2 separate regions of the Homo sapiens genome follow, and region 1 is linked to region 2. A link is a contact called in ENCODE Hi-C or POLR2A ChIA-PET data. All regions are on one chromosome and are shown on one strand. Each heading gives the region's core, a stretch centred on a gene start or an enhancer-like site at or near the end of the contact. The rest is flanking DNA. Distances are from core to core; before and after follow the strand shown.

Evidence for each region. A loop is a pair of places that touch in the nucleus more often than their neighbours do. ChIA-PET counts read pairs that join two places held with the same protein, here RNA polymerase II (POLR2A). Pooled maps may share reads with other maps.
Region 1: a loop to region 2 is called in a pooled map, with 2.8 times the contacts of the local background. The contact joins the promoter of BCL2L10 here to the promoter of ATOSA in region 2. A Hi-C loop is called at or near these places in 9 of 37 single-sample maps with no recorded cell type and 5 of 50 pooled maps. POLR2A ChIA-PET finds 5 or more read pairs at or near these places in 1 of 52 experiments (CD4-positive, alpha-beta T cell).

The regions. Positions count from the first base shown.
Region 1 is chr15:52,111,465-52,115,843 of GRCh38, reverse strand. It overlaps BCL2L10 (BCL2 like 10), which reads left to right and starts at 3,069. Exons shown (of 2, transcript NM_020396.4): 1 at 3,069-3,606. The coding sequence starts at 3,118. It overlaps GNB5 (G protein subunit beta 5), which reads left to right. Exons shown (of 13, transcript NM_016194.4): 13 at 1-744. RefSeq lists a silencer at 3,063-3,222.
Region 2 is chr15:52,677,173-52,681,264 of GRCh38, reverse strand. It overlaps ATOSA (atos homolog A), which reads left to right and starts at 1,877. Exons shown (of 13, transcript NM_001385016.1): 1 at 1,877-2,437; 2 at 3,143-3,259. The coding sequence starts at 3,244. LOC105370821 (a long non-coding RNA gene) reads right to left here and starts at 1,660. Exons shown (of 4, transcript XR_932255.4): 1 at 1,572-1,660. RefSeq lists a silencer at 1,942-2,261 and enhancers at 2,842-2,981, 3,112-3,181.

The sequences.
Region 1 (4,379 bases), core at 1,820-4,319, 570 kb after region 2:
GTGAGGAGTGACGGTTAGTGGGCACTGAGTTTCTCCGGGGGGAACTGAATTAGATGGTGGTGATTGCACAATTCTGTGAATAGACTAAAAACCACTGGACTGTAAGAGGGTGAATTTTTTGGTATATGAATTACATCTCAATAAAGCTGTTACTTAAAACGTGGAAAAAATAATAAGCAGTCACTAGCTATTCTCAATAAAACAGAAACCACATAGGTAAGACCAATATTGTCACATTTTGGTTTTGGCTGATAATGGGGCAAGTGAGCATAGTCACCGTTGCCAGAGGATTTACCATTTACAAATAAAAGTTTCTGTGGAGTGACAACCTTTTACTGTGTGCCAGGTACTGTGCTAAGCACTTTGTATATACCGATTCATGTAATCCTTGTGACAGCCCCGTGATGCCCCATTTTTAGATGGGGAGATTGAGGTTAGGAGAGTTGAATAACTTGCCCATAGCTGCACAGCTTCCAAGTTGCAGAGACAGGATTTTCACCGAGTCTTATTACAAACTGCCTCATATTGTGTGGACTGGAAATTCTATGTTGAGGTTAATTTATTCATTTGTTGTTTAGTTCTTTTCATCATTGTTGAGTTACCAATGGCAGTTCCAGAGGATTTATCATTTACCCCAAAGCTACTGCAAATCTAAGAGAAAACAATGTTCTTGCTGCTAAAGTTTAATGTACAAAAAGGTAAAATCATGACTGTCTTGCAAATAAAACATGAACATGTATCCAAGCTTTTAACTCACTGATTAATAAGGAAACCAGTAAGACGTCAAAACCAGTTCAAATGGGAATTTGATGTACAGAAATTTATATTCTAACAACACTTATTTAGTTCACTGTAAGAAATCATTTGCTTTGGCAGATTAGGCACTCAGCAGAAGCACCAGCCAGCTCAGCCTTTGGAGGGAGAATTCCATGTTGTTGGACCCATACATATCCTCTGTCCCTGCTGCCAAGAGCTCTTTGTTCATCGGCCCGTTGAGCAGACACCACAGCAGCTGCATAGAGAGGCTGGCTGACAGCCACAGAGCATGTAATTCTGTCCATCTGATTCAGGGTCTTCTCTGCAGTGGATGCCCTTTGGTGGGCATTCAGGTGAGATGCAGATATCTTCAGTCTGCCCATTCGGAGGGATTCAGCCACATATCTCTTTCCAAGATTTTCTTGTCACCAATCTTCCAGTCCTGTTCTTTTTAAGGCCCTGACCATCCAGCTAAACCATCAGCGACTGTCCATGAATCAATTTAGGTCTGTATTCTGGCCATCTCTCACTCCAGACATAGTGGACAGCCTTGAGTTTCTGCTCACTGGAAGGATTCTCCTTCACCACTGCCCTTCACAGTCACCCCTGAGTGAGTGTGAGTGAATACTGCAGCTGTTCTCTTTCATGTGGTACCAGCACATCATACAGACCCATCTATAATCCAGGCTGGAGGTTTTTCTCCCTCAGTCAACTGGACATAGGCAGCATCCCAAGAAGCCATAGTTGTAGAATGAGGGAGAGGAGGCAAAGCAACAGGAGTTGATGTTGGAAGAGTCTGAGCCGCCTGCTCATACAATTTACTTATACCTTCTGAACCTGCCTGGGCTGTTTCTAATACACCATTTCCATTTGATGATAGGTGGCTGCTGTATACATCCAATTTTATGGCTACGTAGGTCAGATGACATCCAGTTCATGATGGGAGCTCAAGCTTCATGGTCAGGCATTCTGCCTCTATCAAGGCCTAGTAGCAAGGCAGAACCTGCTTCTCAGAAGGAGAGTAGTTATCTTCAGAAGAGGTTCTAGATTTACTTTAGAATTCTAGAGGTCTGTACTCTCTCCTGTCAGTGCTTGCCAGAGGCTCCATACAGCATCCCTGTTGGACAAAGTCCCACTGGATCTGTTGGATCACAAGACCCAAGTGGTAGGGCAGCTTTACTGCAGCCTGAACCTTCTGCAGAGTCTTCTCTTATTCTGCTCCTCAATCCACCAGCCTGTCAATTGGGTTGAAATAGCACAAACACAGTATATGTTGCCTTCAAAGTCCAAAATGGCTTACTGTTCCAGGCTGTGTCCCCCAAAATTCATATGTTGAAATCCTAACCCCCAGTGTGATGGTATTCAGAGATGGGGCCTTTGGGAGGTATTAGATCACAAAGGTGGAGCCCTCACGAATGAGATTATTGTCCTTATAAAAGAGACCCCGGAAAGCTACTCCACACCTACTGCAATGTGAGGACACAGCAAGAAGCCTGTTGTCTATGAACCAGGAAGCAGGTCCTTACAAGACACAGAACCTGCCAGGGCCTCAACCTTGGACTTTTTAGCCAACAAAACTGTGAGAAATAAATGCCTTTATTTATAAGTCACCCAGTCTATGGCATTCTGCTATAGCCGCCTGGACAGACTAAGACAGCTGCCAAGTGCCGTGCCTCTTTTGTAGTGATGCAAGATGCAGCAACTCATCTTTCACCCTGGGAGGGCTATTTCAACATGCTCCAGACCCCTGAACCCCCAGAAATACCACTGCTAGTATCCATTCTGCATCAGTCTGGATCCAATCAGGAGAAAGAAGCCACGGAGTAATATGAACTGAGAAAGTTTAATATAAATATTAGATGGCCGGGCGCGGTGGCTCACGCCTATAATCCCAGCACTTTGGGAGGCAGAGGCGGGCGGATCACGAGGTCAGGAGATCGAGACCATCCCGGCTAACACGGTGAAACCCCGTTTCCACTAAACAATCCAAAAAAATTAGCCAGGTATGGTGGCGGGCGCCTGTAGTCCCAGCTACTCGGGAGGCTGAGGCAGGAGAACGGTGTGAACCTGGGAGGCGGAGCTTGCAGTGAACCAAGATCGCGCCACTGGAGCTAAATAACCCGAGTCTCACAGTGCATCTGATTGCTACGCGAACACGTGCGCACCACCAGGCCTTGCCTTGGGGACTGGAACAGGTGCAGGTGGGATTCCCATCAAAGGCTCTTCTCTCAGTCCTGAAAAACAATATACCGGGGGCCGGGGGCCGGGGGCCGGGGCGGGGCACGGCAGCCCTACCCTGGGGGAGGCGCGGCCGGGCCAAGAAAACCAGCGAAGGCCCGGCCCCCCAGCAGAGGCCGGACCATGGTTGACCAGTTGCGGGAGCGCACCACCATGGCCGACCCGCTGCGGGAGCGCACCGAGCTGTTGCTGGCCGACTACCTGGGGTACTGCGCCCGGGAACCCGGCACCCCCGAGCCGGCGCCATCCACGCCCGAGGCCGCCGTGCTGCGCTCCGCGGCCGCCAGGTTACGGCAGATTCACCGGTCCTTTTTCTCCGCCTACCTCGGCTACCCCGGGAACCGCTTCGAGCTGGTGGCGCTGATGGCGGATTCCGTGCTCTCCGACAGCCCCGGCCCCACCTGGGGCAGAGTGGTGACGCTCGTGACCTTCGCAGGGACGCTGCTGGAGAGAGGGCCGCTGGTGACCGCCCGGTGGAAGAAGTGGGGCTTCCAGCCGCGGCTAAAGGAGCAGGAGGGCGACGTCGCCCGGGACTGCCAGCGCCTGGTGGCCTTGCTGAGCTCGCGGCTCATGGGGCAGCACCGCGCCTGGCTGCAGGCTCAGGGCGGCTGGGTGAGCACGCGGCGGACACCGGGACACGGGGCGGGACGGGCAGCCGGGAAGCGCCCACGAGGCTGGCACGGTGAGGAACCCACCGCGCCAGGCCCCTGGAACGAGGTTTCGTGAAAGCAGAAAGGCTCGTTTCAGCGGGCCTGGAACGTTCGCTGTGAAGTCTGGGGTTTCTCCTCCCCTGGCAGAAAGGCCGGCAGAAATCGGCCTTCTTAGACGGCCGTGAACCGTTCCGAAGCAGCTGCGCAGGCTTAGGTCTGCTCACTTGGACCTTGCCCTGGCCTTAGCCGTCGGGGACTTTTAGGGGGGCACCCACGTTAGGTCTGAACGTTTTGCTCCTATAGAAATCCCCAACCAATGAAGTCAGCAATGGCGGGGCCCCAGCCAGGTGGGGTGTTTTTCTCCTTCGCCTATTAAATGCGCCTTTGGAGAGACTCAGACCCATTGATCACAACCCCCTACGCCTCTCAGCCTGGCCAGAGAGGTTGTGGAGTGTGGTGGTCGCCCAGTGGTGGCGCTGACCCAAGGTTCCTTAATTTCTAGTCCTCTGCACCCAGTCCTCGGTGAGAACGTTCTAGGCCCCTGGCTTTCAGCTGCAAGCCTTCATCTCTGTGGTCAAGGTTAGAGGGACAGGCCCTTGCCCTGCAGCTGATGATCAAGGAAAGCCACCTGGTGATGAGCCCACTGCATGCCTCTGGGGGCTCTGAGCTAGACCCCATTTCTTTCCCCACCACCTTATTGGCGTTGATTCAATGACTGAAGTGGCCCATGTTATC
Region 2 (4,092 bases), core at 628-3,127:
AATGAGTCAGAAATACACCTTTTAAATACTTTTTCTGCTGCCATAATGATTTCAAATTTTTGAACAGGTTTAAGATTCTAAATTTAAAAAAACTTCAGGTTAGTCTAACAAATGTTGACATCATCATTTACCCAAGTGCTGTTAAAAATTATTTAAAAGAGAATAGTTTGTGCTACACACTAATAGTCTTGGCTTCTGCTCTCAACATTTCCTGGTCTTTTTACCTCTTTTGCATTAGATAGAGGAAGAAAGAAGCTAAACCAGATTTTGCTGCCTGTTCACCCAGTAAGCCTTTTACAATAGCTGTTATTTGGTCCCAGCTGTTGTGCTAAATTTAGGTTTTTGGCTTATCTGTAACTGTTCTGTCTCCCATTACCAAGTGCTTGTAGAACAAGTAAAACTTCAGTTCATTTTTTAAAAACTACATAATACAGTATTCAATAATATCAAAGTCAAATCCACTGGGATTTAACATTTGTAGCATTTTATAGATTAAAGAACTGTTTCCATTTGTCAGTTTCATCGTCATGATGCCAGAACATTTCAGAGAAAATGAAATGTTACCCTCCTGAATGTTCTCTCCGCTCTGATTAGATACAATCGTGGAGTTAAGGTTAACAATTTCAGTTGTACATGTTATTTTACTGTACATATCTAAGCACTAGAAAATGTTACTTTTTAAATATTTCATGCCTTTTTCATAAGAACTTTACCTGAGGCCAAAAAAATGGAACTGCCAATCTTGCAGTTTATAAAACTCTTCTGATGTGAAAATAATAGACTCATTGTAAAAAAAATTTTAAAACAGAAGGGCACAAATAAAAAAAATCCCCTTAGACTTGTCCTAATACTTTCCTGTGATCCTTTTATGCAAAATTATATCTAAAAAAAAAACTTTTTCTAATGAAACCAAAGAGCCTTGCAAATTTTTACTTGTCTCCATTTGGGCTCATGCCCCATATGTACTTTGTCTATAGACTGAGTAGCTAATAGCTGCAGCGCTTGTTAGGATTGGGTTTTTTTTTAAGTACAGCAGATTCCTGTCATCTGTTTGTGTTTAAATGACGACAACATCACAACATGAAATGCCATCATGTCACATTGCTATAGCACAACAACAAAATTACAGCTCCCCAACAATAACATGCTGTCAAAGTGTCCTCCTGCCCATGAGTCAGTGTTTTAGAAGTTATGAAGATTATTTTTAGCACAGCGAGTGTCTTGGAAGCTTGGGTTCTGAATCCTACTAAAATCCTTAGTGATTTGGGAAAATCTAGGGTGGGGGTGGGCTTCCTGTTCTTAAATTCTCCCACTCCCTGACCCGCATAGCTGCCCACCCCCCGTCCCGGTCACATTAAACCCGGGTTCCATTATGCGCTGCAATCCACTTGGGGCTCGATCACAACTCTGTGCCAGCATCCCGGGAGGAGGAGGAGGAGGAGGAGGAGGGGGGGAAGGAGGGGGAGGGGGGAGGAGGAGGAGGAGGAGGAGGAGGAGGAGGAGGAGGAGACGACGACTATAATTATCCTCCACGTCTGGGGCAGGCCTTTGGATGACATCTCCCCAGTTACCCTGCGCTCTAATAGCGCAGCTCCGATTCCTGGTCTCAGAATCCAGGCGCGCCTCTGCCGGCTGGGAGCGCAACCGAAGTGCCTGGGACGTCTCGGGCTTCCGGGACTCTGCTGGTGTCTCCCAGCCGCCATCTCCAGCGCCCTCGCACCCGCCGGGCACCTGCACCGAAAACCCGGCCCCAAACTAGCGCCCCGGGGCGAGCGGCGGCATTGCCATAGTAACCGGGCGCCAGGGCCGCGGAGGCCGCCGGGGAGGAAGTGACGACCGGGGTGGGTTGGCTGTTGTTGGGACACGTGACCTAGGCAGTGTTTTGACAGGGCAAACAGCAGAGAAAGAACTGGCCGAGCGAGGGGGACGGGGAGCCGGGGCGCCAGAGCTAGAGACAGCGGGCGGGCAAGGAGCTGGCAGAGGCGCTGGGCAAGAGGGCCGGCCGGGGCTACGGGCGGGGGAAGCCCGGGGGTCGCGGGGCTCGGGTGCCAGTCAGGCAGGGCGGAGGGGCTGAGCGCAGGGAGCGGAGCGAGGCGGTGGCTGAGGCGCGGGTGGATGGCCACAGGGGCGCCGGGGAGCCGCTTCGGGCTGGTCGTCTCGGGTCCCCACGGTCACCTGAGGCAGCCGCGGGGGCCGCTGCGCTCCATACTCCGCTCCCGCTGGCCCTGCGCCTCTCGGAGCCTGGGGTCTGAGGTGGGAGTGTGATGTGAGCTGCTGGGCGAGCGGTGGAGAGAAGTGCCAAGAGGAGGCGGGATTGGGACGGGAGAGGAGAGCGAGTTAGTCAGCAGAGGTCGGCCGAGGGAGCGGAGGAGCCGGCCAGCTCGAGAGCGCCATGAAAACAACTCTCCAGCGGGGAGAGGGGCAGACGCGGCGCTCGGTGCGGCGGGGCTGAAGGAAATCCGGGGCCGCGGCGGGACGGAAGGGGTTGTGCAGAGCAGGGGGCGAGCACAGGCTGTAAACACCTCCCCCGGAGCCGGCCGCGGAGGACTGGTTGGGAGTTGGTAGGGTCGCCCCGGGACAGCCCGGAAGAGTTCGTTTGGGGCTGGGGGCTGGGCGGGAGGAGGTGACTCGGGTTTCTGTGTAAACTTGGCCGCGGTTGCCGCAGGAAGGCTAGCCAGAGGGTAATTACACAGGTGAGGCCCGGCGGGGCGGGCGGAGGGCTCGGGAGGCGCAGGGGACTGGAAGAGTTGGCTGCGCCCAGGCACCAGGTGGAAGAATTTCCATACCAGCCCTGCGGAGGTGCCTCTGTTTCCAGAGGCGTTTTTGTACGAAGGGGTTAGTTTGTGTTGCTCAAATCTTTTTCTTCTTCTTGCCTGTACCTCCAGGTTATAAATAGATCCTGTTTTGGTTCAGAGACTGTGTCAGAAGGACACATTGGCCTGGAGAGCACAGAGGCAGGGAAGGGGGTGCTCGATCCGGAGGAGATGGGGGAGGCGGTGCAGAGAGTTTTGCTTTTTTCAGACCAGCCGAGGGTGCTGTCACCGCAGTTGGTGCCAGGAAGAGGCCTAACTTAACAGTAGTTTACTTGCAAGGTCCGGGTATTAGAATAGGGCCAGATTAATTTTATTTTTGTCTCTTTCAGCATTTTGAAAGCGAAGCAGAAGCCGTAGAATCAGCGGCGAGCCTGTTGAAAGAACCCACAGGTGCATTTCACAGCACTCTGGGCGAAAATTGGATGTGAAAATGAAGCCAGACCGAGGTAAATGATTTGTTTAAGTAGGGCTTGTTCCCCCACCCCCTTCTTTTCTATGCCTCAATTTAGAAGTGTTAACCTAATTCTGCAGTAGGATCAACTATTTCTGTATCATATGTGATTATCTGTTTTTGTGACAGATTCCAGCTGGTGAGGTAGAGAAAGGCATATGGAAGAGAAGGTTAAGCGTTTTTACAAAAGTGCTTCTGAAGCACTAGCTTCAAGAGAGATTCTAGTGTATCTCAAAATGAAAGTAAAGAATGGTATTTGTATCTGTTGCCACAATACAGGTATCATTTTAGAGTTGTACTTGCTCGTTTTTAGGTAGTCAATCTAACTTCAACTTTCAAGAAGTTCATAAGCTTTTTAAACTTGAATGTGAACTTGATAAAATGAAGAGAAAACTTAAGCTTGAGTTGACAACTGTTATTTTATTACTACTTTGATTAGTTGATTTTTGTGCTTTAAGCAAACTCCAAAAGTTTGCAGAGTACTCCAGTATTCAATATACCAGCATATGGACAGTTTGGGCCACTGAAATCCCTGGTGATAAGTAAATGTCACTTCTTTTCTAAACCTGTATTTTCAGGATTTATAAGAATAATATATACACTGCTTTTCAAGGACTTCAAGGTAATTCTTTATCAGTCTTCTGATTAATGGCAAGAACCAATTTTAGAAGATGTTAATATAGTAGTGGTTAGTAGTGAGAGCTTTTCAGTCAGATATGAGTTTGATTCCAAGGAACATTGTGAAGTGGGGATTATTTTATTTGGTAGGGGGCTGGACTAGATGACAGATTTCCTTCCAAATCCAAGTCTTTAGGATTGGAAATGTTA